2 separate regions of the Homo sapiens genome follow, and region 2 is linked to region 1. A link is an interaction called in ENCODE POLR2A ChIA-PET data of the cell type or tissue named here. Cell type or tissue: Caco-2. All regions are shown on one strand. Region 1 overlaps ASCC1 (activating signal cointegrator 1 complex subunit 1). Region 2 overlaps CHST3 (carbohydrate sulfotransferase 3).

Region 1 (8,000 bases):
AGATGGCTTGACTTCCGGGAAGAGCCAGCCAGAAACAGGCAGACTTTGGGGTAAGATTACTTGCCCATCCCGTCCCTTCTCCAGCTCCCATGTCTGCTGAGAGCCATTTCCATCACTTAATAAAATTCTCTGCCTTCAACATCCTTCAAGTGTCTGGGCAACCTCATTCTTCTTGGATGCCAGACAAGAGTTCAGGACCCATTGGGTGCGGGTACCCAGAAAAGGCTGTCACACTGGCCCTTTGCCCTCAGTGGCAGAGGGCAGCCACCCCACATGACGAGGCAAGGGTACCACTGAGCTGATCACACGCTGCTGTCCACAGACAGCGGGACAAAGAGAACATTCTAACATGCCCTCTGGGGCTTTGGGGATCGCTGGCACCCTCACCTAGACACTGCCACGGGGCCCACACAGAGCCTGCTTCTGCCAGCACCCAAAATGGCCAGCCAGATCCCATACTCACTTGCTCACGTGCTCCCTCCCACAAGGGGTTGAGCACAGAGAGCCAAATAAATGGGGCACCCCCGTCACAAGTCTGACGAAGAGGTCAAGAAAAATCCTGCATCAATAATATCTTTAGAAAATTAAACAAACTTTTCCTATCACCAAGTAAAGAGAGAAATGTAGACCTTTGATGAAAGGTTTTTGGTCAAAATCAAGGTTTTCCCTGACAAACAATGGCAAGATAAAATCCAACCATCCTGCTGTCCCCTGCTCACATGATCTGTGAAGCCTACCATTTTCAGTTTGTACATGTTTCTTTCCTAGGGAGAACACAAAGGGAATTATTGATTTCTGGTAATGTTGTGGTATACACTGAAAGAAAACAAATAGCAAGATTTAAGGGCTCACTGTGGTTATTTTTCCTTGCATTCGTTTCAAAGCTTCTACTCCTTCCCCATTGCCCTGTGACACAGCCATCAAAGACCAGAAATAACTCCAAATGCAACAAGGCTGCCAAAATGAAACTGGCAATCTCAAACAGAGGTGGGGAGGAGGGTGGAGAGGGGCCTTTTCTTATATCTGTGACCTCGGGCTATAGAACCGAATAAATGGCCAGTCCGCAACAGCACAGTGACAATCTGCTGGGGATCCCTGCTCACTTGGCTTTCCCAAATGAGGCTCGCTCTTTTCTTCAATCTTAGACAAAGCTGTGGTTACTCTCTTCCAAGATCCCTCTTTTAAGAAAATCTACTTCTTGTGCTGGTGGCCTCGGTGAACTATTTGCTGTCTCAATACTACTTGAATAAGAAGAAATTCAGTTTTGAAGTTAAAAATGAAAATTCAAAATATTCAAGTCTTACGCTATTTATAATCATTCTTGACACACATGAGATAAACCAACCTTTAGAATATAATCTGATGCAACTGAAAGTAAGTACAGGGGGTTCAATTAATTCAAGTATTTAGAAGGATGTTCTAGGTCATATTTCTCTCTAAGAAAGGATGCTATTGTTCTCATGTATGGCAATCAGACTTTTGAAACTCAAAGCAGAGTGAATAGGAATAGCAAATGCATGCTACTTTGAGGTTTTCCCAGTGTTTTTCTTCCACAGCCTGTTTACCAACTTCTATTTCTCACAATTATCCCGTTTATAGATAAAAGTAGTAACACTATTTTGTACTTAATAATAACACTTAACCACCTACCTCCCTATGAGGGATGGTATGAACAGAAGACAGGCTGACAAGTACTTTGAGCTCTTTGGGAAGGCACTCCCAGTATGAAGCCTTGCTGTGGTTAAATAACACCTTTCATCTAAGGATCTAAAAGTGTCTTACAAAGCCCAGCTCATTAACTCCAAAAAAATTGCTATGATATAAACCAGAGCTGAGCATTATTATCCCCATTTATATAAGAAACAGGGACAAGCTAGGACCACTAATACTGTCAGAGAAATTTAAGAGTTCCTGGGATGAGGCCTAGGATACAGGCCAGTGGAAGGCCACGTCCACAAGGCAGTGTGTATGGGCCTCTCAATTCCAATAACAAATATGTACCAAAGAATGCCAAGTGGGGAAGCAGGTCCATCCTTAGGCTGTGCATATACAACCAGATAGCAAAGAATGAGGAGCAAATGATGTGAAAAGCTATCATCACAGCCCTTGGAAGATCCCAATTGCAAAACATCAAAACAAATAATGGTATATTTCAGATGCATTCCTCATAAAAGAGGCATGTAGGTACAGGACTAGTATGACTTCAGGGAGCAAACAGAAAGATACAAATACCAGACTAAAAATATAATCGATTTTGAAAAAAAAAAAATCAAGGTTCTTCGTATGTCATGTTACTAATCTCACTCAGAATTAAGATCACTTTATTGGGAGTTAAGTCATCAAAAAGAATTAAGTTCACAAATAAGTTACCCCCCCCCCAAAAAAATAAATTTTGTTTCAAAGTTATGTTTATTAAAATTCCTCAAACCTAAAAAAAAAAAATTCTGAGTTTCTGCCAAATACCGTGCATTTGTCTTCTGGGCCACCTGTGAGATTACTTCTGAGGAGACCAAATGTGGGAGGTAGGAAGAGGCAAGAAGGAAATGGAGATCCACCACATCCGGGGTCAAAAAAAACCTTCCATCTACTTTAAAAATACTCACATGGGCTGTGCCCAAGTGGATTCTTTCTAAACATCATCACAGAAGAATGTAATTGAGTCTGTTTACCCTAAGGTAAGTCATGCTCCTCTACACACAGACACACATACCTTCACCTAGGTACAAAAAAATTGATATTTCTTTTCTACTGAAGAAAGGGCACAAAAAGTTTCTTGGGCAGACTAGACGTTTTTAATGCTTTCCTATTGTGAAAATAAGTAATTCAAAATCTAAGCTGTTGGAATCTTAACATATTGTAAGGCTTAAGGGAATGTGATTATGTGAGTCACTTAAACTTGTATCTGTAACCTGGGCAGCTGTAACTGTTGTTTTTCTGATTATAGATTAGCCTTTTTCCTCACCTACACTGTTTTGTAAATGGTTGTAAATGAATAAACAGTGCCAGAGAAGATCCCTTCCCTTTTAACTGTTGATCTTCATTTTGATTAAACTTCCCTCTTACATTTCTCATACAAAGACTTAAAAGACTATCACATCATCTAGGATGGTATGTTAAATACTTTCTTTTTCTTTTTCTTTTTCTTTTTTTTTTTTTTTTTTGAAACAAGGTCTTACTCTGTCAGCCAGGCTGGAGTGCAGTGGCGTGATCACAGCTCACTGCAGCCTCCACCTCCCAGGCGCAAGAGATCCTCCCTCCTCAGTCTCCTGAGTAGCTGAGACTACAGGTGCATGCCACCATGCCTGGCTAATTTTTGCATTTTTTATAGAGACAGGGTTTTTCCATGTTGCCCAGGCTGGTCTCAAACTCCTGGGCTCAAGTGATCCTCCTACCTCCACCTCCCAAACTGCTGAGATTACAGGCGTGAGCCACCATGCCAGGTCCTACACTCCTAAGTTGGAAAGGAAGTGAAAACAAGCTGTACAGAAAAGAAAACAAACTGTAATTAACTAAATTATAGCTCATAAACCAACCTTGTATAGAAAATGTTATAATCCTACTAAATTTGTTTTCTGCCTATATAAGCAGGACCTTAACTTTTAACTTTAAGCACTGACCTCATTTCTGTGAAGTCCCTGTTTCCCAAATGGCCATTCCCAGCTTTTCACTTGAATAAACTTTTAAAAACTGAGTTCTGATCCTTTCCATTATTGCTGGTCGACATTATCAATGACTACAGACCCACTCCCTCCCCCAATTTCTCCATCTTTAAACAGGGATGATCCTTTACAAAGATGTTCTGCAGTTAAAGATAAATTATAAGATGAAATTTTGAGCTCTGATTATTATTGTCACTCACTGACTATAATCTCTAATGCATCACTGCAGGAACCAAAATGCAGAGTATCCTTAAAAGAAAAAAGGAAGAAGGTTTATCAGGTACTCTGACAGCTTACAGGCTCTACAGTCATTATCTGGTCTCATAGGGCTGTAATATTTTTAAAGACCAAAATAGGAACATCTACTTCAGAATAAAAGACAATGAGGGTGGCAGGTAGTGACTATCCTAGAGTCATCTCCAAACACAGCTTAACTCTGCCCAAGATGCCACTTTTAATCTGAAACATCAGACTGCAGTGATCAGTGGTGTGAGAGCCAATAATATTATAGTAGCTAATAATAGCCAATAAAAGAGAGGACATAATGCCCTTCCAGAAGGCCTGGGGCACCTCAGATCCAAGGAGAAAGGTCAAGGGCAGTCTGTGGGAGGAGCAATTCTTATCAACATCGTGGCCTCTATTAGGAGAGCAGCAAAAAGGCTGTTAAGTCAGTAGAACAGCTGTGATTTTTCAACCCATCAGCAGGCCACTCCTGTTTTTGTCTCCATTAAAATAGTACCAAAAGGCTTGTGTGTCCCCAGAGCCCAAGTCCCCTCTCCACTGACTGAGATGGCATTCCTTGCACAGAATGGGAACAGCAACTTCCCCTCACTCATCCTGCTCTCAAATCACCTGCCTGTCTTGCTGCAGTGAGCAAGAGGAATGCTCAAATGAGCATTAGCCTGACCTAAGGATGTGCTGGCAGAAGGCAGACAAACAGAGCCAGGGAGGGAAGGCTTGAAAACTTCCTTCAAATAATCACTCAGGGATGCACTTTGGGAATTTGGCCTGAGGCTCACTGCTGATGTAAGGATTATCAAGTTTAAGACTGCTGGTAAGGCCAAATGACCTATTAGAGGATGAATTAAAACCGCTATATACAAACAGGATGCCAGGCAGTTCTGCTGAGCACCTCAAAATTCAAAATGCCAAGGGATTTCCCCTCTCTGCAGTCTTTCAATTTTGAAAAATAGTAAGAAAATAATATGAGTAGGGGTAGGAGGTAGAGGAGAAAAGAGGCTACGCTGACCCGGCTGGAGAACCCACACCTAATCTCCGCCTAATCTCGGCACAGGCTAGGCACACTCCGCCCGTTTCCACATTACGTCACAGAATTAGCCTCAGAGATGAGAGGTGAAAGTTCAATTTGCTGCATTATTTCTTCCCAAAGAAGCCTTGCCACAGGGCATGGGTATTACTGCTTTACCTGACAAAACTGCCCCTGGGGCTGATGGCTAGCAGAGACTCTTCAAGCCTGTGACTAGCAACCCTAAGGGCAGGTGCCCTTTCAGAACTAATCTAGATGATGTTTCTGCAGATAAATTCTCTCCCTTAGAAAAATACCTCTTCTTAATGCTCTTATTTCTGGTGTGGTCATCTTCCCTCAGGTATTATTCATAATGGTCCCTCAAACAAATGCAACAGAAGATAAATGTTTGGTCTCCGTATTACACAGTAGAAAGGAAGAGCAAGTCAGCAGAAATGAATCCTTAGAGGGGAGTACACAGGGGACAGCAACAGGGACATTTCTTCCTGGCCCCCGGCTTTTGGGAGGCTGGGCACAAAGTGGCTGACTATTGTGCCAAGGCAACAGATTCAGGAGCAGCATGGAGGAAACCAGTCACCAGCCTCAGGCCATCTCCACTCCAACTTCTCCACCAACAAGGCAGCATCCAGAAGTTAAAGAGCAAATCAGGCCGGGCGCAGTGGCCCATGCCTGTAATCCTAGCACTTTGGGAGGCCGAGGTGGGTGGATCATGAGGTCAGGAGTTCGAGACCAGCCTAACCAACATGGTGAAACCCCGTCTCTACTAAAAATACAAAAATCAGCTGGGCGTGGTGGCACGTGCCTGTAATCCCAGCTACTCAGGAGGCTGAGGCAGGAGAATCGCTTGAACCCGGGAGGCGGAGGTTGCAGTGAGCTGAGATCACGCCATTGCACTCCAGTCTGGGTGATACAGCGAGACTCCGTCTCAAAAAAAGCAAATCAGATGTCTCTAGGCAACATCAGACAATGCAAAGAGTACACATGCATATAAATAACAGCTATCCAAATAATGGCTGGCCTTGGATTGGCTCCCTGGAAGAGGGGAGAGAGGCTGCCACATGTTATCAACTAAGTTATTTTCAACTAAGTTACCTCATTAGACGGGAAGACATGAAATACTGCATCCTCTGTCAGAACCAAAGGAAACATGCCTTGAGTAGCACCACTGTAACTTTATAGACTCTAACACACACTTTTCTATAATCTAATTCAGATGGCCCTCCTTCCCCTCTGCAAAGGTGTGGGCTAGATGTCAAATAAGCAAAATGCTTTGGAAGAGAGAGAGGGTTATCATCTCCGTGCATGTCACAGTCATAAGGCCACTACAATTTAAGAAATTGGTATCAGGCCAGGCGTGGTGGCTCATGCCTGTAATCCCAGCACTTTGCGGGGCCAAGGTGGGTGGATCATTTGAGCCCAGGAGTTCAAGACCAGCCTGGGCAACATGGCAAGACATCTCTACAAAAAAATACAAAAATTAGTTGGGTGTGGCAGCACACGCCTGTAGTCCCATCTACTCAGGAGGCTGAAGTGGGAGGATCACTTAAGCCTGGGAGACTGAGGCTGCAGTAAGCCAAGATGATGCCACTACACTCCAGCCTTGGGTGACAGAGCAAGACCCTATCTCAAAAAAAAAAATTCAAAGTTTTAACCTACAACTGAGAGAATAAACTCTGAATTGAATTTCTGATTATACCATTTTCTCGCTTTTAATTTGTAATAATAATGTTCACATTTGAGTATTAATTCTAAAATTGTTTCATCCCTCGGATATGGGGAAGACAGCATCTTTTTTTTTTGGAAACGGAGTCTCTCACTGTAGCCCAGGCTGGAGTGCAATGGTGCGATCTTGGCTCACTGCAAGCTCCACCTCCCGGGTTCATGCCATTCTCCTGCCTCAGCCTCCCGAGTAGCTGGGACTACAGGTGCCTGCCACCACGCCCGGCTAATTTTTTTGTATTTTTAGTAGAGACGGGGTTTCACTGTGTTAGCCAGGATGGTCTCGATCTCCTGACCTCGTGATCCTCCCGCCTCGGCCTCCCAAAGTGCTGGGATTACAGGCGTGAGCCACCACGCCAGGCCAAGCATCATTTTTTAAGAAGACATCACAGCTTCATAGCATAGTGAGCTTCACTCTTGTTTCTTTTACCTCTTTCCACCAGTGTCCTCTAACATTTGGAATAACACTTAGCCATTGTTGATACAAAGCCCCCGAAACTAAAACGGTTTTATTTGGTCTGGTCTCTAACAAAGGGCTGCTTCAAAGAGGACAGTGCCCTGTCACCATCTCTGGGTCCAGATTTATATTCTGCTACTGGTTTGTTTATACTGTAGCTAAAAACACACAATGCAGAATATATGTACAATGGAATAATATTCAGCCTTAATAAGGAATGAAATTCTGACATATGCTACAACATAGGTGAACCTTGAAAACATTATGCTGAGTGAAATAAACTGGACACAAAAGGACAAATGTACAATTCCACTTACATGAGGTACCTAGAGTAGTCAAATTCATAGAGACAGAAACTGGAGTGGTGGTTACCAAGGAGAAGGGGAAATGGGGAGTTGTTCATTAAAATGAGTTTTAATTTGGAATGATGAAAAAGTTCTGGAGATGGATAGTGATGATGGTCGCGTAACAACATGAATGTACTTAATGCCACTGAATTGTACACTTAAAAATGGTTAAAATAGCCAATCTTATGTATATTTTACCACAATTTAAAAAAACAACGGCCGGGTGCAGTGGCTCACACCTGTAAGCACATCACTTTGGGAGGCCCAGGTGGGTGGATCACTTGAGGTCAGTAGTTCAAGACCAGCCAGGCCAACATGAAACCCCATCTCTACTAAAAATACAAAAATTTGCCAGGCATGGTGGCACACGCCTGTAATCCCAACTACTCAGGAGGCTGAAGCACGAGAATCACTTGAACCCAAGTGGTGGAGGCTGCAGTGAGCCGAGATCCTCCACTGCACCCCAGCCTGGGCAACAGAGCTAGACTCTGCCTCCAAAAAAAAAAAAAAAAAAAAAAACCCCAACATACAATGGACCCAAAGTGACCCAC
Region 2 (8,000 bases), 100 kb before region 1:
TGGTAAAATGTGTAACAAGGCACAGTGTTACATAGCAAACATAAGCCTCACTCCACCTTCTCTCTCCACCTACCTGTCCACCTTCTAGATGCAGCCATTGTTACCAGGCCTTGCGTTTTCCTGCAGCCAGAGTCCATTTGTATCCCGCATCTATATTTTCTTCCCGGCATTTGTTTCTGAATGGGAGCTTGCTACATCGGAGTCTCTCCACCTTGGATGATTTGTCACCCCCCACCTTCCCACCCCAGGAGACACTTAGCAATGTCTGGAGATATTTGATGGTTACAGATGAGCAGTGGGGGCCAGGCGTGGTGGCTCGTGCCTATAATCCCAGCACTTTGGGAGGCCGAGGCAGGTGGATTGCTTGCACTCAGGAGTTCAAGACCAGGCTGGGCAACATGGCAAGACCCCATCTCTACAAAAAATTTTAAAAATTAGCTGGGTGTGGTGGTGTGCACTTGTGGTGACTAAGGGGGCTGAGGTGGGAGGATCAATTGAGCCTGGGAGGTTGAGGCTGCAGTAAACTATGATCGTGCCACTGCACTCCAGCCTGGGCAACATAGTGAGACCCTGTCTCAAAAACAAACAAACAATTATTGGCAATTAGTGGGTAGAGGCCAAGACTGCTGTCAAACATTCTATAATTCACAGGACAGTCCCCACTTACCTGGTGGAAAATGTCAACAGTGCTGAGGTTGGGAAGCCCCGTCCTGCATAAGCACAGGGTCTGCACCTTTGTGTGTGTGTGTGTGTCTGTGTGTGTGTGTGTGTGTGTTCTCATGTATTTTCTGGATCATTCACATTTATACATCCACCTCATTATTCTTTGTGGCCACATAAAAATCCATTACCTGGATGCTCCACCATTTTCATTTAGGTGTTTGCACTCTTTTTGCTATTATAAACATTTATGCTACAAAGGTTATTCTTTTCCGTGCACAGGCCTTTGATGTGTGAGGTCAAGGGAGAAACTGATGGAGGTGGGATGGATGAACCCGATGGTTCATTAGCATTTTAAATGACCTATTAAAGAGACCTTCAGTGTCTCTGGGGCACAGTCTGTCTGGAGAGTGGGTCTGGGGTCCTGGCTGCTAACCAGGGCCGAGATCCTCAAAAGTCTGGTGGAGAGACATCCTCTGCATTCCTCGTGTACAGACAAGGGTGTTCTGACCACCTGTCTCTCCGCAGGACAAGGGTGTCCCCCACCTGAAGACGGCAAGCTGGGTCCTGAGTGATGCCCCTCAGCTGAGTGTCCAAGGCTGGCCCGAGGAGCCCCCACGGCCCCACCTTTCCCCATGGAGAAAGGACTCACTTTGCCCCAGGACTGCCGGGACTTTGTGCACAGCCTGAAGATGAGAAGCAAATACGCCCTTTTCTTGGTTTTTGTGGTGATAGTTTTTGTCTTCATCGAAAAGGAAAATAAAATCATATCAAGGTGAGGGTTGCAAGCCCAAGTCTTCATCTTCCTTTCAAGGTGGGGTGGGTGGGGACAGGGAGGTAACTGCAGGGCTCTCTGTGGACCTGCAAATGCATTCCTTCAACGAGCCATCCCCAGGCCCCTTCTATGTCCCAGGCAGTGGCTCCTGCACACGTCCTCATGACTGCACAGGGGTGAGACTTGGGCTCTGGACTCAAACAGCCTGGGTTGGAGCCCCCCCATGTTGGCCCTCTACAGCTGTGAAAGGTTAGACAAGATACTTAACATTTCTGAGTCTTCGGTTCCTCTTTTGTAAAACATGGCTAATAATGGGACCAGCATTGTTGTAAAGATTAAATGAGAAAATGTAAAAGCATTTAGCCCACTGCCTGGCACATAGTTGGTGTCCAGTATTTGCTGGCTGTGACTATTACTGTTAATTTACCTCCTGGCCTTGCATTAGCAGCACATCCCCTATAGAAGTCTTGATGTCACTGAGCCCATGGAAAGGCAAGGTCCTAGTATGGATACTCTGATGGGCAAGGCTGCCAATGTGCAGCTGCCAAGTTGTGTACTGCTCAACTCCAGGGGCATGTCCCTCAAATAGGCTAATCTGGGAACGCCCCTTTACCCCTTTGAATTGGCAGCATACAGCTATGTGCAGTGGGCCTGTTAGATGTAGAAAGATTTCTTAGCCTGTTCTCCTCCCAGGCACAAGCCCTGCAAGAAAGCATTAGCTAAGATGGGTGGGTCAGGGATTGGGCAATATAGTGGACACCGTCAATCCCCCCCCTTGGGTCACTGAGCAAGGACCGTTCTAGCTTGTGCCTATTGGGTTCTACTGCAAGCCCCTACAGCTCTGCACCTGAGAGCTTTCTCTCCACTGGCACACTGGCAAGCCGGAAGTACTAGGGAGTAACTGTCCCCCCCAGATCCCCATCAGACTAAGCCTCCGATGCCCACACCTGCTCCTAGCAGCACATCCATCATGCACCTCTTTCCTCCCCTGCCTCACTTCCCCATCCAGTACTTCCTGTGATCATGTCCCAAATAAACTTACTTAAACACAAATCCTTGCCTCAACGTCTGCTTTTGGGGAAACCCAACTGAGACAGGTTTTGGTGATCTGCTTGGAGGACTGCTTAGGGTTGCCCAGGAGACGGGGTCCCCAGTCAGCCACTGACCCTGATCTTCTTTGTCCTCACAGGGTCTCAGACAAGCTGAAGCAGATTCCCCAAGCTCTAGCAGATGCCAACAGCACCGACCCAGCCCTGATCTTAGCTGAGAACGCATCTCTCTTGTCCCTGAGCGAGCTCGATTCAGCCTTCTCCCAGCTTCAGAGCCGTCTCCGCAACCTCAGCTTGCAGCTGGGCGTGGAGCCAGCCATGGAGGCCGCAGGGGAGGAAGAGGAAGAGCAGAGAAAGGAGGAGGAGCCGCCCAGACCGGCCGTGGCGGGGCCCCGGCGCCACGTGCTGCTCATGGCCACCACGCGCACCGGCTCCTCGTTCGTGGGCGAGTTCTTCAACCAGCAGGGCAACATCTTCTACCTCTTCGAGCCGCTGTGGCACATCGAGCGCACAGTGTCCTTCGAGCCGGGGGGCGCCAACGCCGCGGGCTCGGCCCTGGTGTACCGCGACGTGCTCAAGCAGCTCTTCCTGTGCGACCTGTACGTGCTGGAGCACTTCATCACGCCGCTGCCCGAGGACCACCTGACTCAGTTCATGTTCCGCCGGGGCTCCAGCCGCTCCCTGTGCGAGGACCCCGTCTGTACGCCCTTCGTCAAGAAGGTCTTCGAGAAGTACCACTGCAAGAACCGCCGCTGCGGCCCCCTCAACGTGACGCTGGCCGCAGAGGCCTGCCGCCGCAAGGAGCACATGGCCCTCAAGGCGGTGCGCATCCGGCAGCTGGAGTTCCTGCAGCCGCTGGCCGAGGACCCCCGCCTGGACCTGCGCGTCATCCAGCTGGTGCGCGACCCCCGGGCCGTGCTGGCCTCGCGCATGGTGGCCTTCGCCGGCAAGTATAAGACCTGGAAGAAGTGGCTGGACGACGAGGGCCAGGACGGCCTGAGGGAAGAGGAGGTGCAGCGGCTGCGGGGCAACTGCGAGAGCATCCGCCTGTCCGCGGAGCTGGGGCTGCGGCAGCCCGCCTGGCTGCGGGGCCGCTACATGCTGGTGCGCTACGAGGACGTGGCACGCGGGCCGCTGCAGAAGGCCCGCGAGATGTACCGCTTCGCCGGCATCCCCCTGACCCCGCAGGTGGAAGACTGGATCCAAAAGAACACGCAGGCGGCCCACGACGGCAGCGGCATCTACTCCACGCAGAAGAACTCCTCGGAGCAGTTCGAGAAGTGGCGCTTCAGCATGCCCTTCAAGCTGGCCCAGGTGGTGCAGGCCGCCTGCGGCCCTGCCATGCGCCTCTTCGGCTACAAACTGGCGCGGGACGCCGCCGCCCTCACCAACCGCTCAGTCAGCCTGCTGGAGGAGAGGGGCACCTTCTGGGTCACGTAGGGGGGCCGGGGCCCCGTATGCCCCTCCTCGTGAAAGGCCTGCCCCGTCTTTCTGCCGCAGCCCTCGCAGAGGGCGGGTGCACAGCGCCATGAGCGGGCAGCGCCTCCTGTAGCAGTAGGGCCCCCAGCCAGCGCTCCAGCCAAAGCGGCGGCCCCAGGGTTAATTGCGGAGAACAGGACAGTGCCCGGTCCCCTTGAGGGCCATCACACCCAGACCCAACGGGTTGCAGCCTCCTGAGCAGGCCTAGGCAGGCCCGGGCCTGTTGGCAAGCTTCGATCTCACACACACAGAAACATACATTCGTGCCTGGAGACCCTGCAGGCCAGAGTCCAAATATTTAACAATCAGAAGGGGCAAGGCTCTGACCAGTGACAGTCAGACCTCCTGCTTTATTTGGTGTTAACCGTTTCTTGTCTGGATGGTGAAGTCTGGAATCTGGGTGGGTCCTTGGAGGAGGGGCTAGGACAGCCGTGGGTGTCAAAGGTGGCATTTGAGGCTCGTTTGAGGTGACAGTGGCTGTTTACCAACTAGTACAGAGCGATTCAGCGTTTTCATGAATGGGTTGGCTGTGCTGGTTACTGATGAATATGGGCCCCTTATAGAGCTGCAAAACACACACATGCGTATAGACATACATACATGTACACCATACATAGACAAGCATCATAAAGGCACAAGTGCACACACATCTATGCAGACAAGCTTCCTCGCTGCTTATGCCCACAGGGTTTTTCTGTATGACACACCTCAGAGGAGCCTGTGCTTAACATTTGTAGGATTATTTCGAGGGCAGGGCAGGGGAAAGAAACGCGTTAAAGGGCCATGACATGACACAGTTCCCTGGCCGGGTTTGGACTGAACAGTGGATTCAGAACTGCAGCGTTCAAAGCCCCTGCCCGCCTTAGATTCTCATGGCTACCTCCTCTGACCCATCCACATCCTTGCGGCTGGCAGGCAGGATGTTTTGAAATGGTGCAGCCAAAGGCCCCGTCTAGCTTGGCTGGCTCCCGAACATGTCCATATTTGAAGGCTGCCTCAGGCCTGGCAGGCAGAAGCAGCTGTGGTCCCTGGAGGCAAAAGGCAGCTCACGGGGCCTTCCATTTCCAGCCAGGCCTCATCTGGGGTAGGGCCAAGAGGAAAGTACAGAGTGCCCGTGGGGGAGAAGTCCCACCAGGATGCCCCCCCTCCCCTGAGAAGCCCGCCTTCTCCCTCGTGGACAGGAGTCAGCCAGTTGGTTGCTGTGGTTACAGCCAGTGCCTGGAATTCCTCCTTAGGGCCCTGGGAAGAGTATTGCTTAACGCAGGATGTGCTGGGTGTTTTGTTTCGGGCTTTTATTTATGGCTTGGTGTCTTTCTTGTTTCATGGCTGTGTTTTTGCTTTTGTTTCTGTAGGAGCGCCTCTTCCAAGCAGTGGAGGCCTGAGGGCTTGAGGGAGGCTGGGGAAAACCAGCAGGGAGCACTTGGCTCCTGGCAGAGGGAGAGGACAGGAGGAGGAGCCTTCCCCAGGAGGAACGAGGAGAGGTGGCCACGTGGCAGGCCACAGTGCCCTATGGGCTTTTCTGTTTGAACCCCATGTGGGATGAATCTCAAAGCCACCAGCGTTCTTGCCTAGTGTCCAGAGCAGCAGAGATTTGCAGCCCTCGCCCCTCCCTGAGAAGAAGCTGGATTTGAAAATCCCTCACAGGCCCTAACATGTTTCCTGGGTGGGCAGGGGCCTCATGACAAGCGACAAGTGTACCCAGAGTAGAAGGCCTTCCCCACTCCCACCTCAAACCCAGGAGCAGAACTCAGTATCCAGAGCTTACAAGGAGCTGCAAGGGTTTGCCGAGGGCTGCCCAGCTCTGCTTCTGGTTTCCTGGACAATTTCTCTGTCAGATACGGCCCATTGTAAACCCAGAGGGCTGCATTTTGGGTTGAGTAATATGGACACCATGGAAGTACAGGATCTGAGTCCAACATTGCCATGGGGGAGGGAAGAGTGTGTCCTGGCAGGAAGCCACCATTGGAGAAGGTGAGGCCAGTAACCATCTCATGGGATTCGCTATAATCAGCCTATTTGAGCTGCTGGGTCTCTGTCACTGTGGACTCCAGTCATTCAAGGAGGTCTCCACTCTTGGGTTTTTTTTATTTTCTTTTCTTTTGCTATTTTGCCTGAACACCCCAACACTCTTGGTTTTAGAGTCCAAGAGTAAGTTGTGCAGAGACATGGTTCTAATTTGGAGTTCAAAGGAACACCAGCTCTGAAAACATGACCGTGGGGCCAGGATGTTTCTGGCAGGCCCAGAAGTGCTGGCCGTTCTTCCCCAGCCTCCCCACTGCTCCCTCCTCTGTTCCCCATGTGGAGGTCGGAGGGGCTGGGACTGGGGAGGGGGCAGCCACCTCCATCCAAGGCTCTTCCTAGGGGCCCTGCTAATGTGGACAGTAGACTTTATCCCTCCTTCTTACTCTGGGCCAAGACCTCCCACTCCGCCCTCTGAGGATGGTACCAAGAATGGGCCTTTGGGACTTCTCAGGACATTGACAATGTGCACACTGCAGGTTGACTTAATTTATTTATTTTTTGAAAAGAAGAGACAGAAAATACCTTATTATCTGCAGGGACTCAAAGCTGTACCCAAATCAAGAAAGACAAAATAACAATAGAAACCATTCACACACTCCGTTCATGCATGGACACCAGAAGACGATTCAGAACACAAGAGGAGAATGAGCTGGAGCGCCAGCACCACGATGGCCCCAGGACGTTGTTTAAGATCTGAGATCCCTTGGTTTCTCTCTTGTTGATCTGAGATGCTACATCAGGGCCCTTGCTGCTGTATTACCTCTGCCCGGGTGTTTGAGACAGGTCACAAGCGCGTGGATGTTTCCTGGAAGTGTATTCCCCTGGGGCTCAGCGATGCTCTGGGAACCCTTGGGGTTTGGGGAAGGACAGTGTGGTGTGACTATTGGCTTGAAACGTTATGGATATGGTTGGAGTCACCCATGTGGATATGATTTTCAGCTTGGAGCTGGGATGGAGAAGATGGAAGCACTGGTGGCCGGGCCTCTTTTTCCAGCGAGGCCAGCCCTGGCTTCTCCTCTGTTCCAGCTTGTCTGCCAGAAGCCTTCCCCTGCAAGGTGCCCACCTGCCCGGAGACAGAGGGAGCAGCTGAGGCCTCTCTCCACTGGCCGCCAGCCTCCCTAGCACAAGGGGACCATTCAGCAATGAGTGTTTACTCATGTTCTTTCTTGTTGATGAGTTCTGCGGCCCAGCATATAGAAATGGCTCAGAACGTTCCAGGCCTTGGTGAGACACAGCAGCGTCCAATGCTCACAGGCTGTCCCCACTCTGCCTGTTCCCATCTTCCCCTCGGGACCTGTTTATAAATTGAGGAATGGATGAGGGCCCTGGAGGGTCCTTGGGAGTAGTTAGTGGAGGGCAGGATTCTCAGGTCCCCATAGAGAGGGAAAGAGAAGACCAGATGTGCATAGAAGCCAGTCTCTGTCACATACACCGCAGGTGGTCACCGAGTTATTTTCCAAAAGCTGAGGAACATAAAGCAAATTTAGGCTTTTGTCCTTCTGCAATACATGCACTTGAAAATAAACAGAAAAGAGATGTTTAATAACAAGTTTACTTCCGGTCTGCTAGCACCCTCAGCCTGGGAGCTACTGCCAGAGGCTGGCGTAGTGGGGCAGCTGCTGACCAAACCCCACAGAACAGAGGGCACCAGGCATCACACGACATCTTTCCCTCCCATCTCTGCCATCTGTCTGTCTGGCAATGGAAGGAGCTTCAGCAGGAGGTCCTTCCCAGAAGGTTGATTCTTGGCCTGGGTGGTAGAGGAGATATCCTGACCCTAAAGTCTTCCAGCCCCGGGTCATCCTCTCCTATACTAGGGCCTATTGACCGTAGAGGCCAGGTGCGGTGGCTCATACCTGTAATCCCAGCAGTTGGGGAGGCCAAGGTGGGAGGATTGCTTGAGCCCAAGAGTTGGAGACCAGCCTGGGCAACATGGTGAGACCAATTGACTGTAGGGCTTGTCCCTTGCTAAGACAGGAGCAGAAGACTGGATGGCTGTGTCCTCAAGGCAGTCC

What was found. ChIA-PET counts read pairs that join two places held together with the same protein. Peaks named below come from ENCODE experiments on the same cell type or tissue, not always from the same donor. Only the 100,000 strongest peaks of a DNase experiment are listed, where the experiment ranks them.
Region 2: POLR2A ChIA-PET joins it to region 1 with 12 read pairs; 2 of 35 experiments call an interaction of 5 or more read pairs at or near these places.

What each region holds. Positions count from the first base shown.
Region 1 is chr10:72,104,934-72,112,933 of GRCh38, forward strand. All of the region lies in intron 9 of ASCC1 (activating signal cointegrator 1 complex subunit 1), which reads right to left. Among named protein-coding and RNA genes, the nearest start is that of SPOCK2, 20 kb to the left of the region's middle. In Caco-2, no CTCF peak of the experiment used is centred here; no DNase peak of the experiment used is centred here.
Region 2 is chr10:72,004,548-72,012,547 of GRCh38, forward strand. CHST3 (carbohydrate sulfotransferase 3) reads left to right here. Exons shown (of 3, transcript NM_004273.5): 2 at 1,189-1,435; 3 at 2,625-8,000. The coding sequence starts at 1,296. The coding sequence ends at 3,924. Among named protein-coding and RNA genes, the nearest start is that of CHST3, 44 kb to the left of the region's middle. In Caco-2, no CTCF peak of the experiment used is centred here; a DNase peak (open chromatin) is centred at 4,224.